Regions from separate parts of the Homo sapiens genome. Here all the other regions are linked to region 1. Evidence: read pairs that join two places in POLR2A ChIA-PET (ENCODE). Cell type or tissue: HepG2. All regions are shown on one strand.

Region 1 (4,000 bases):
TTTGTAGAGATGGGGTTTTGCCATGTTGCCCAGGCCGGTCTTGAACTCCTGGGCTCAAGACATCCACCTGCCTTGGCCTCCCAAAGTGCTGGGATTACAGGCGTGAGCCACCGTGCCCGGCCTCCATCTATTTACTTAACTTGTTGATTGCCCCCTCCTCCTCCAGCTAGAAGGCAAGCTAGAAGGCAGGAAGGGCAGGGTTATTATCCGTCTTGCTCTGCCATACCCCAGAGCCTGGAACACTGTGCGGCAAACAGTCGGTGCTCAGCAGATGCGTCCAGAGTGAATGAAGTGTGTCCACTGTGCTCTTGTGAGAATGCTTTCTTCTAATTTGTGATGTTTCTGCCTAAAGAAGGTCAAGTTGCCAGCCTGACTTTGGTAGATGGGAACCACTGGTGAGAACTCCACCTGCTTCCCTCAAGACGGACCTATCTGTTATGTATTCTGAGGCAGGCACTTTGCTGGGGGCGCACACAGGATTCCAAAACCCACTGTGAAAATGCACACCCCAGGGAGTGCATTCAGACTGGAAAGCAGGCTCTTTTATCTTTCTTTTTATTGATATTGCATTTGAAAAATACATACATACAATCAATAAAATACACAAAGTGAGGTTTCTTTCTCACCTCGAACCCCTACATTCCACTTCTCCTCTCCAGAAGCAACCTTTGTTAGTTTCTTTTTTAGCTTTCCTGAGGTATTTCATGCATTTATAAGCATTTTTTTCTTTTTTCACAGGTGATAACACACCATACATGCTCTTCAGCATGTGACTTCTTTCACTTAACAATATGTCTGGGAGGCACCTCCACCTCAGAGCATAAAGAGCTCTCTTTGAAAAGGCCACAGAATATTCCATTAGGTGGATGTACAGGACTTAACCTGCTATTGTCCATCGGCACGAAGGTTGAATCCAGTTTTTTGTCTATTACAAGCAATGACATGTGTATACTTTTGAAAGGAGGGAAAGAAAGGAAGGAAGGAGGGAAGGCAAAGAGAAGGGAAGAAAGACAGGAAGGAAGAAAGAGAAAAAGAAGGAAGGAAGGGAAAGAAAAAAAAAGAAAGAAAAGGGAGGAGGAAGGGAGGGAGGGAAAGCAAGCCACCAACGTGGTTCAGAATTTGACAAATATTTATTGGCACATATTTTAAGTGCCAGGCCTATTGTTAAACTCTAGGAAGCTCCTGCCCTTGGAGCCAGTCTAACAGTGAATCTCAAAGTCCTGTCGCTTTTTTCTCTTCAGAGAAATTCCTCATGGCTTCTCCTGGGGAGGGGAGCGGCGAAGGGGAAAGTAGGGAAGAGGCTCTGCTTAGCTTTGAACTGCACTCAGGGCACGGTTGTATGTGGACGCACTCAACCACAAGCACGGTGGCCGACTCTCACAAATGTACATTCGGGCAGCCTGAGGGTTATGAGTTTGTCATGATATATTTAGAGCGAGCAAGAGCCCTTTAGTGGTGCCCCGAGCCAGAGAGTAAATAGCTGCTTACACGGGCATTTAAAGCCAACATAGAAAGAGGCTGTAATTGCAGTGCTCAGGAAATGCCATACTTGAGAGCTTTTCTAAAATGACATGCTATTTGACCCAATATTTTCCAGAATGCAGAGGCTTCTTTGATCTTTGCAGCACGGCGCCCTTGCACAATGACTGGGTCACAGCAGCACTCCGGATGAACATGCCCCGCCGGGGGTAGAGCTGGTAACTGGGAGGACTTGGGCTGAGAGCTGGTGGACCAGATCTTGGGTTGAATTCTCCCAGAAGTAGAGAAAGATGGAGTTCAGAAGATTGTTTGGAAACGCATTTCTGGAAGCCCCCCTGGGGAGCGGGGAAGGGAGACAAACCTGTTCAGAGTATTGATGGGTAGTTAGCACCGTGGACAAGCAGAACTCAACACTGTAGGGGCCTTGGGAGATGGCAGGGACATGCTTCACAGCAGCCCACCTGAGGGGCAAGGAAGCTGGAGTATTTATCCCACCAACATCCATTCCTCATTGGCCAGAGGTGTCTTGGGAGGGAGTAGGGGGTTGAGTCTCCAATCAGCCCTGCTTAAAGCTGGGGAGAGAAGCTGTTGGGTTGGCCTCCATAGGATTTTTATAGAAAAATCTCCCAATTGCTAAATGTTGGCAAATGATCCCCAATTTTCTTTTCCTTTTTTTTTCTTTATTTTGAGACAAGGTCTCACTCTGTTGCCCAGGCTGGAGTGCAGTGGTGTGGTCATGGCTCACCGCAGCCTCAACTTCCTGGGCCCAAGCGATCCTCCTGCCTCAGCCTCCTAAGTAGCTGGGACCACAGGCATACACCACCACACCCAGCTAATTTTTAAATTTTTTTTTGAGATGGGGTCTCCGTATGTTGCCCAGGCTGGTCTCTAATTCCTGGACTCAATCAAGCAATCCTCCTGCCTTGGCCAAGGCAGGCAGATCGCTTGAGGCCAGGAGTTCGAGACTAGCCTAGCCAACATGTCAAAGTCTCTTATCTACTAAAGATACAAAAAAATTAACTAGGTGTGGTGGTGCACGCTTGTAATCCCAGCTACTCGGGAGACTGAGGCATAAGAGTTGCTTGAAACCAGGAGGCAGAGGTTGGAGTGAGCAGAAATCACGCCACTGCATTCCAGCCTAGGTGACAGAGTGAGACTCTGTCTCAAAAATAAAAATAAAAATTCCATGAAGTCAGAGAGAGCTGACAATTTACTCCTCCTCAGTTGATTATACCTCAGCTTACTTTTTTCTTTTTTTATTATACTGAAAAGTTGCAAAATACCTCAGTTTATATGAGTTTTCCAGATTAAAATATTATTGCTTTTTAGTGAAATCTTTACAGATGAAATGATGTTTGGGATTTGTTTCAAGGTAATATAGGAGGTGAAAAGTGGGTCAAGTATAGATACGGAAAGATTGGTCATGGATTGATAAGAATTAAATTGGGTCACAATAGTCATATACTATTTTTTATTTTATTTTATTTTATTTTTTGAGATGGAGTGTCACTCTGTCGCCCAGGCTAGAGTGTAGTGGCACAACCTCGGCTCGGTGCAACCTCCGCCTCCTGGGTTCAAGCAATTCTTGTGCCTCAGCCTCCTGAGTAGCTGGGATTACAGGCGTGGGCCACCATGCCTGGCTAATTTTTATATTTTTTATAGAGACAAGATTTTGCCATGTTAGCCAGGCTGATCTCAAACTCCTGACCTCAAGTCATCCACCCACGTCAGTGTCACAAAGTGCTGGGATTACAGGCCTGAGCCACCATGCCTGGCCTAGTCATATACTATTTTTATAAATGCCAAACATTTTATGTAATAAAATTTTGAGGGAAAGCTTTGAAAGTTGTTATTGTCAATGAGTGGATTGAATGTGCACAACAGAATAAGAGCGGAACCGAGTGGCGTGCTGAAGGCAGGCAATACCTGGGAATAAATTTTACACTGTCAGGTGACATCTCTTCATGCACATTTCACTCTAGAGCCTAAAGTAGCATTAATCTTGATTTTAGAAGTGGCTCTAAGTTCTAGAAGAGAATTTAGGTCTCTGTCTTGGATTGTCAGCAAGTGTTCTTGAGTGACTGTTGGTAAAACAACCTTGAAGAAAATTCTGATGTGGTTCTAGAGTCACATGGGAAACAAAATGTACTTGAAGGCTGTGTTGTGCTGGAGCCAGCTCATGTCAGGTCTCAAGAGCCAATTACGTGCATCTTTTCTCAACTCTGCTTTTATCGAGATCAGGTTGATAGTTTGAAACTGACCACGGTAGGAACCTGTATATCATGGAAATTGGCAGATGCTATAAATAGGACTTTTTTTTTTTGAGAGCTGGTTGTTGCACAGGTACCACCACACCATGGCTGTAAGGTCTTCCCTGGGACTCTGAGGGTACAGAGACAGTTGCCATTTTAAACGTGTGCAAACCCACTCTTGAAACAGATGCTGTCAACACTTATCAGAGCTTAGGCAAAGGTAAGATTGCCAGAGAAAGGGATGCAGCGGCAGATAGCTTTCCATTAGA
Region 2 (4,000 bases), 94 kb after region 1:
TGAAAAAGCTACTGTCTAGAACTGTGTTGTCCAATACAGTAGCCACAAGTAGCAATTTAAGTTTAAAACAATTCAAATTAAGTAAAATTAAAAATTCAATTTCTGAGTCAAATTAGCCACATTTCAGGTGCTCAGTAGTCATAAGTTGGTCAGCGTGGCTGTAGATGGTTTCCACCATCACAGAAAGTTCTAGACAGTGCTGATGTAGAGGCAGCTGGTATTCTGTAAACATTCATGTCCCTGTTCCTCTTGATCATGTGGTAATATGTTGAACCACATGAAATTGCCCATTCTGTAGGTCAAAACCAGTTGACTAGTGGCAGTTGATACACTTCACCTGATAAGATCTCACCCTGAGAAAGCATTAGTCCCGCCTCTTTGTGTGCATTGTAAACTGCATTCCAAGAAAAAGGAGTGGGAGGGGGGCCACACAGATAGTGGCCCTTTCCTGGAGAGATTTTTTACCCAATGCCCTCAGCATCAAAATGGTGACTTGTAACAAAGACAGAAAATAAATTGATATTAGGTAGAAAGTGATGGCTTGTAAGGGAAGGTAAATATTTAATTTTAAGTGACAGTGCCTAGGCAAGGAGGCACTCTCACTTAGCATATAGAAAATTAGTTCAGGGGCCTCCTAGGAGACTTTTCTTAGGCAGACAAATTCTGGCCGAGTCTCCTGAAGCAGACAACCAGACACCCCCAAAACCAGACGTGTGTGTCCTTTATGTGCATTCAGTAACATGTGTCTTCCACCTGTCAACAATGGGCAGCAACTTTAACTTATCAAGAACATTTTGTGATTTCTAACTTAGATTTTTTTGGCAAGACTAGAATACCTGCCCAGTCCCGAAACCTTTTCAGTTCCAAAGTATTGGAGTTCCAGTGTTCTTGGGTGGCATAAATTGCTTCCTACACCAGTGACTATTTACACAGCTCTGTTATTCTCCATATAACTTTTTTTTCTTTTTCTTTTTTCTCTTTTTTTTTGAGACAAAGTTTCGCTCTTGTTGCCCAGGCTGGAGTCCAATGGCGTGATCTTGGTTTACTGCAACTTCTACCTCCCGGGTTCAAGTGATTCTTCTGCCTCAGCCTCCCAAGTAGCTGGGATTACAGGCATGCGCCACCACACCCGGCTAATTTTGTATTTTTAGTAGAGACGGGGTTTCACCATGTTAGTCAGGCTGGTCTAGAAGTCCTGACCTCAGGTGATCTGCCCTCCTCGGCCTCCCAAAGTGCTAGGATTATAGGCATGAGCCACCGTGCCCGGCCTCCATATAACTTCGAAAGGATCATTGGGCAGTACTGGGGAATAATTTTTGAATTCTTGGTTGTACTTGTGGGCTCATCTTAGTATTAGTACTCTGTAAAGAATAATATAAAACCAAAGTTTAACTTTAAAGGAAGAAGCTGAATGATGGACAGCTACTTGATCTCTTTCTGGTCAGAAAGGAGGCCCACTAAGACTACTGGAAGTTACAGACTATTTATAGTGATAATGAATATCATCTGCTGACTCAAAAGTTGGAATAAAAGACCATCTTGAATTCAAATCTTTAATTCTCTATCCTGGGCAAGGTATAAGCAAACAAGGTCTGTTAGGGTATAAGCAAACAAGGTCTGTTAGGCTGTCTTGAGAGGAATTCCAAACTGGTGCCCTGTGTGAGCTGAACTTGGCCTTCACATGGAATTTGTTTCACTGACCTCATGTTATTAAGCAATTGAGTCACCTTTTAAAAGTGGAATTTTTTTTTTTTTTTTCACTAAAATCTAGATTTTTTGGGCTGGGCACAGTGGCTAATCCCTGTAATCCCAGCACTTTGGGAGGCCAAGGCGGGTGGATCGCTTGAGCCCAGGAGTTTGAGACCAGCCTGGGCAACATGGCAAAACCCCATCTCTATAAAGAATGCAAAAACTAGCCAGGCATGGTGGCATGTGCCTGTAGTCCTGGCTACTCAGGTGGCTGAAGCAGGAGAATCATTTGAACCTGGAAGGTGGAGGTTGCAGTGAGCCAAGATCATACTACACTCCAGCCTAGGCGACAGAGTGAGACTCTGTCTCATAATAAAAAACAAAAACAAAATCTAGATTTTTGGGTTCTCTGGGGGAAAATGGGAATTTCTGGCTACACTAGGTTGACTTTCTTGTGTGGCAGCCGTGGACTGTGTTTGTCCTCTCTAAGCTGGGCCTGTGCTCTCAGTGCCCAGCATCCTACCCCAATATATGTTATGTGCTTGGGTATTGGCAGTCCCTCAGGGTGCTGGGGGCTGTCCGGTGTGACCGGACTAGTCATCAGCTTGTCCCACGGAGCTGCTGTGTGGAGCAGTGGGAGAAGCACTGGTTGGGTGTTCTGATCCCTGGAGTGAGTGAGTGACTTTGGACATGACTTCTCCTCCCTGGGCTTCAGTTTTCTCCCTCCTATAAAATGAAACTAGGCCAGCTAGCTCCACCTTTCAGGCCACAAACCTCGGTTTATCCTTAACTCCTCGCCGTCTCATACCTGTACCCTGTACGCAGCAGGTCCCATCAGCTCTACCTTCCAGACAGAGCCAGTGTGACCATTCTCACCACTTCTGCCTTCTCCCTGGTCCAAACAGCTCTTACCTTTTGATTTTTTATTTCTGAGAGGGTCTTGTTCTATCACCCAGGCTGGAGTACAGTGGCGCAATCACTGCTCACTGCAGTTACAACATTGCAGGCTCAGTTAATCCTCCTGCCTCAGCCTCCTGGGTAGCTGGTACCACAAGTGCATGCTACCACACCCAGTGAATTTTTAGGTTTTTTTGTAGAAATGGTGTCTTGCCACGTTGCCCAGGCTAGTCTTGAACTCCTGGGCTAAAGGAGTCCTCCTGCCTTGGCCACCCAAAGTGCCAGGATTGTAGGCGTGAGCCAGCATGCCCAGCCTGCTCTCACCTCTGCCCCGGGTTATTTCTCTAGCCTCTGGTGGGCTCCCTGCCTTTGCCTATACCCCCTGCCTTCTAGTCTGTTGCCAGAGCAGACCATGTCACTCCTCTGTTCAAGACCCTCCTTGGTCAAGGTCTCCAGTGGCCTCTCAGGGCACTTTCGCTCTAGCTTCACTCCTACCATCTCCCTGTCCTCTGCTGCAGCCACGGTGGCCTCTGTTCCTCAGGCATGCTTCTGCCTCCGGGCCTTTGCGTCTACTTTGGCATATCCCTAAGAGCTTTTCCTTAGATGGCACATGGCTGGCTCCCTCATCTCCTTCAGGCCTGTTGGCTACCCTGTGTGGAGTGTCAGCCTCTGACGCTCTCCCACCCCCACTCCCTGCCCCCCTTCTCTGCATCACTTTCTCTTCATCACCCCCTGACATGTCCCGTATTTGACTGACTTTGTCATCTCCCCCTCTGAAGCGTAAGCTCTACCAGTGCAGGGATGTAGCTTTTGTTTCCTGAGGTATATCCAGTGTCGAGGGCAGTGACTAGCATGCAATAGGTGCCCATTCTTGCTGAGCTAATGGAGATGATTTTGTAGCACTGGCGTTCTGCGAGTATATCATGTAGCCTGAAGGAGTCTGGATTCCTAGAGCATCACATATAAACACAAAAACATATTCCAGAGCCAAATGCAAGTGAAGTTTGGATTACCTCCAGCCTGCCTCCAGTTGAGAAATTGACAGTCACATGCAGAGGGCACTGTTAAATGTGGACATCCTGCCCTTCCAGCGGAGGCTGGGGTTTGAAGTGAACCTTAGGAGACGATGTGGATGTTGGCTCTCTCCTGGGAGCCCTCAGTCTCCAGCCTGGTTAGATTCATCCCAGTGTCTCTGGGAGTCCATCATGCATGGCACCTTGACAGAACTGGGCCCTTCCCAGGTGCTTGCACCAGTTCTGGGGAGGAGACTTGGCTGTGAGCATCCTTTAATTCCTTGTATAACCAATGAGTGTGAGGTGGGCCTTGCAGAGTCACTGAGCATTTCAGTGACGACACACTCACCAGGAAACAGAACATTTGTTTTGGGTGTGAACAGTGTGCTGGCTGCTCTGAA
Region 3 (4,000 bases), 120 kb before region 1:
ACCTCCAGGGTTCCAGGGATTCTCCTGCTTCAGCCTCCCAAGCAGCTGGGACTATAGGCGTGGGCCAGCCCATCAGACTAATTTTTTTTTTCAGATCCTCACATCTCAGATGAACATCCAGCTAATTTTAAAAAGTTTTGTAGAGATGGGGTCTTGCTATGTTGACCAGGCTGGTCTCGAACTCCTGGGCTCAAGCAACTCTCCTACCTCAGCCTCCCAAAGTGTTAGGATTACAGGTGGGAGCCATCACACCACCCAGCCTGATTATAACATTTTAACTGTGGGCCAGGCACTGTGTTAAGTCTAAGTCTGCGTATGTTCAAAGTAGCCTTTGCAACTGGTCTATCGAGGTAGGTATTTATCATTCCTGTTTTACAGAGGACTCAAAGGTAAATGATATGGCAGATGTGGTCAGTGCCCCAATGTCTCCCGGGCACTGGGAGGTGACCTCAGACCATTCCATGTGTGCCTGTGGCTCCCTGTATCTCTCTACAGGGCATGCTCTATGGCCCTTGGAGTGTGGGGAGTTAACACCTCAAGAGTGATTCTCAGCTGGTGGGCGAGGGATGGGAGTTGTATGAAAACCCCAGGGTGCTTGCTCCTTGATGAGACAATTTTATTTTTAATTGTAGTAAAAAAAACACATAGCATAAAATTTACCATCTGAACCATTTATAAGTGTATAGTACAGTAGTATTAACTGTTTGCACCTTGTTGTGTAATAGAACTTTTCATCTTGCAAAACTGAAACTCTATACCCATTAAATAACTCCCCATTCCCTCTCTCTGCAGGCCCTGGCAACCACATTCTACTTTCTGTCTGTGAATTTGACACTTTAGGTACCTTGTATGCAGTATGTGTCCTTCTGTGACTGGCTTATTTCACTGAGCATAATGTCCTCAAGATTCGTCCATGTTGTAACGTGTATCTGAATTTCCCTTTTTTTTTTTTGTATTTTTAGTAGAGATGTGGTTTCACTATGTTGGCCAGGCTGGTCTTGAACACCTGACCTCATGATCCACCCGCCTCAGCCTCCCAAAGTGCTGGGATTACAGGCATGAGCCACTGCATCCAGCCAGCATTTATCCTTTCTTTGTGTTACAAACAATCCAGTTATACTCTTAGTTGTCTTTAAATGTATAATATACTATTGTTGACTGCTGTCAGTTTGTTGTGCTATCAAATATTAGATCTTATTTATTCTATCTAACTATATTTTTGTATCCGTTAACCATCCCCACTCTACCCCCACCCCACTACCCTTCCCAGCCTCTGGTAACCATCCTTTTACTCTCTATCACCATGAGTTCAATTGTTGTAATATTTAGCTCCCACAAATAAGTGAGGACATGTGAAGTTTGTCTTTCTGTGCATGGCTTGTTTCACTTAACATAAGAACCTCCAGTTCCGTTCATGTTGTTGCAAATGACAGGATCTCATTCTTTTTTATGGCAGAATGGTACTCCATTGTGTATATGTACCACATTTTCTTTATCCAATCATCTGTTGATGGACACTTAGGTGGCTTCCAAATCTTGGCTATTGTGAACAGAGCTGCAACAAACATGGAAGTGCAGATATCCTTTCATTATGCTGATTTCCTTTTTTGGGGGTATATTTTTAGCAGTGGAATTGCTGGATCATATGGTAGTTCTATTTTTAGTTTTTTGAGGAACCTCCAAGCTGTTCTCCCTAGTGGCTGTACTAATTTACATTCCCACCAACAGTGTACAAGGGTTCCCTTTTCTCCACATCCTTGACAGCATTTGTTATTGCCTGTCCAAAAGACAAAAGCCATTTTAACTGGGGTGAGATGACCTCTCATTGTAGTTTTGATTTGCATCTCTCTGATGACCGATAATGTTGAGCACCTTTCAATATGCCTGTTTGCCATCTGTATGTTTTCTTTTGAGAAATGTCTATTCAGATCTTTTGCCCATTTTTGGTTGGATTATTAGATTTTTTTCTATAGACTGGTTTGAGCTCCTTATATGTCCTGGCTATTAATTCTTTGCCAGATGGATAGTTTGCAGATATTTTCTCCTATTCTGTGGGTTGTTTCTTTATTTTGTTGATTGTTTCCTTTGCTGTGCAGAAGCTTTTTAACTTGATGTGGTTTGTCCATGTTTGCTTTAGTTGTCTGTGCTTGTGGGGTATTATTCAAGAAATCTTTGCTCAGTCCAAAGTCCTGGAGAGATTTTTTCCCAATGTTTTCTTTTAATAGTGTCATAGTTTCAGGTCTTAGATTTAAGTCTTTAATACGTTTTGATTTGATTGTTGTATATGGCAAGAGATAGGGGTCTAGTTTCATTCTTCTGCATATGGATATCCAGTTTTCCCAGCACTATTTATTGAAGAGACTGTCCTTTCCTCAATGTATGTTCTTGGTACCTTTGTAAAAAATGAGTTCACTGTAGATGTATGGGTTTTTTCCTGGGTTCTCCATTGTTTTCTGTTGGTCTACGTGTCAGTTTTTATGCCAGTGCTGTGCTGTTTTGGTTACTATAGCTCTGTAATATAACTGGAAGTCAGGTTATGTGATTCCTCCAGTTTTGTTCTTTTTGCTGAGGATATCTTTGGATACTCTGGGTCTTTGTGGTTCCATATATATTTTAGGATTTTTTTTTCTATTTCTGTGAAGAATGTCATTGTTATTTTGATAGGGATTGTATTGAATCTATAGATTGCTTGGGATAGTATGAACATTTTGACAATATTGGTTATTTCAATTCATGAACATGTAATATCTTTTCATTTTTTGGTGTCTTCAATTTCTTTCATTAAGATTTTGTAGTTTTCATTGTAGAGCTCTTTCACTTCTTTGGTTAAGTTATTTCCTAGGTATTTTATTTCATTGGTAACTATTGTAAATGGAATTACTTTCTGGATTTCTTTTACAGATTGTTTGCTGTTGGCATATAGAAATGCTACTGATTTTTGTATGTTTTTTTTGTATCCTGCAACTTTACTGAATTTATCAATTCTAATAGTTTTTGTTGATGGATATTTTTTGTTTGTTTGTTTCTTGTTTTTTGTTTGAGACGGAGTTTTGCTCTTGTTGCCTAGGCTGGAGTGCAATAGCGCCATATTAGCTCACTGCAACCTCCACCTCCAGGTTCAAGCAATTCTCCTGCCTCAGCCTTTCAAGCAGCTGGGATTACAGGCACCCGCCACCACACCCAGCCAATTGTTTGTATGTTTAGTAGAGATGGGGTTTCACTGTGTTGGCCAGACTGGTCTTGAACTCCTGACCTCAGATGATCCACCCACCTCGGCCTCTCAAAGTGCTGGGATTACAGGTGTGAGCCACCATGCCTGGCTGATATTTACTTTTTTAAACATTTAATTGTTATTTTTGTAAAAATAGAGATGAGGTCTCACTGTATTGCCCAGGCTGATCTCCAATTCCTGAGCTAGAGTGATCCTCCAGCCTTGGCTTCCCAAAATGCTGGAATTACAGGTGTGAGCCACCACACCTGACCTGTTGATGGATATTTAGTTTGCTTCCACCTTGTGACTATTGTGAATAATGCTGCAGTGAACATAGGTATGGAAATATCTCTTCAAAATCCTATTTTTAATTCTTTTAGTTATATACTTAGAAATGGGATTGCTGGATCATGCAGTAGTTTTAGTTTTAATCCCCTACCTGTATTTCCTGGATTCATCACCCAAATAAACTATATGCTCCAAGCCTTTGTCTCGGTATGTGCTTCTGGCAGGAACCTAAGCTTAAGCTTGTCACTTGCTTCAGGTTACTCAGTCAATAAGTGGCTCTTCTGAATATCTATTGCTGTAAAATGAGCTGTCCCCAAATCCAGTGGCTTAAAACAACACTTCGCAATTACTTCTGCTTCTGTGAATTGGCTGGGCTCAGCTGGGTGGCTTTCACTTGGGGTCTGCCATGGCTGCAGTCAGGTGTTGGCTGGGGCTGGAGGGTCTGAAGGCTCGACTGGGCTGGAGGCCCACAGTGGCTCACTTGCACACTGGCCATTGATG

The links. Peaks named below come from ENCODE experiments on the same cell type or tissue, not always from the same donor. Only the 100,000 strongest peaks of a DNase experiment are listed, where the experiment ranks them.
Region 2: POLR2A ChIA-PET joins it to region 1 with 5 read pairs; 4 of 35 experiments call an interaction of 5 or more read pairs at or near these places.
Region 3: POLR2A ChIA-PET joins it to region 1 with 6 read pairs; 4 of 35 experiments call an interaction of 5 or more read pairs at or near these places.

What each region holds. Positions count from the first base shown.
Region 1 is chr20:17,769,134-17,773,133 of GRCh38, reverse strand. No RefSeq gene overlaps it. Among named protein-coding and RNA genes, the nearest start is that of BANF2, 71 kb to the right of the region's middle. In HepG2, a CTCF peak has its summit at 1,164; DNase peaks (open chromatin) are centred at 836 and 1,573; H3K4me3 peaks cover 1,114 bases.
Region 2 is chr20:17,674,827-17,678,826 of GRCh38, reverse strand. The region is part of intron 2 of RRBP1 (ribosome binding protein 1); the gene reads left to right. Among named protein-coding and RNA genes, the nearest start is that of RRBP1, 5.4 kb to the left of the region's middle. In HepG2, no CTCF peak of the experiment used is centred here; a DNase peak (open chromatin) is centred at 1,656.
Region 3 is chr20:17,890,488-17,894,487 of GRCh38, reverse strand. No RefSeq gene overlaps it. Among named protein-coding and RNA genes, the nearest start is that of SNORD17, 70 kb to the left of the region's middle. In HepG2, no CTCF peak of the experiment used is centred here; a DNase peak (open chromatin) is centred at 2,167; H3K4me3 peaks cover 341 bases.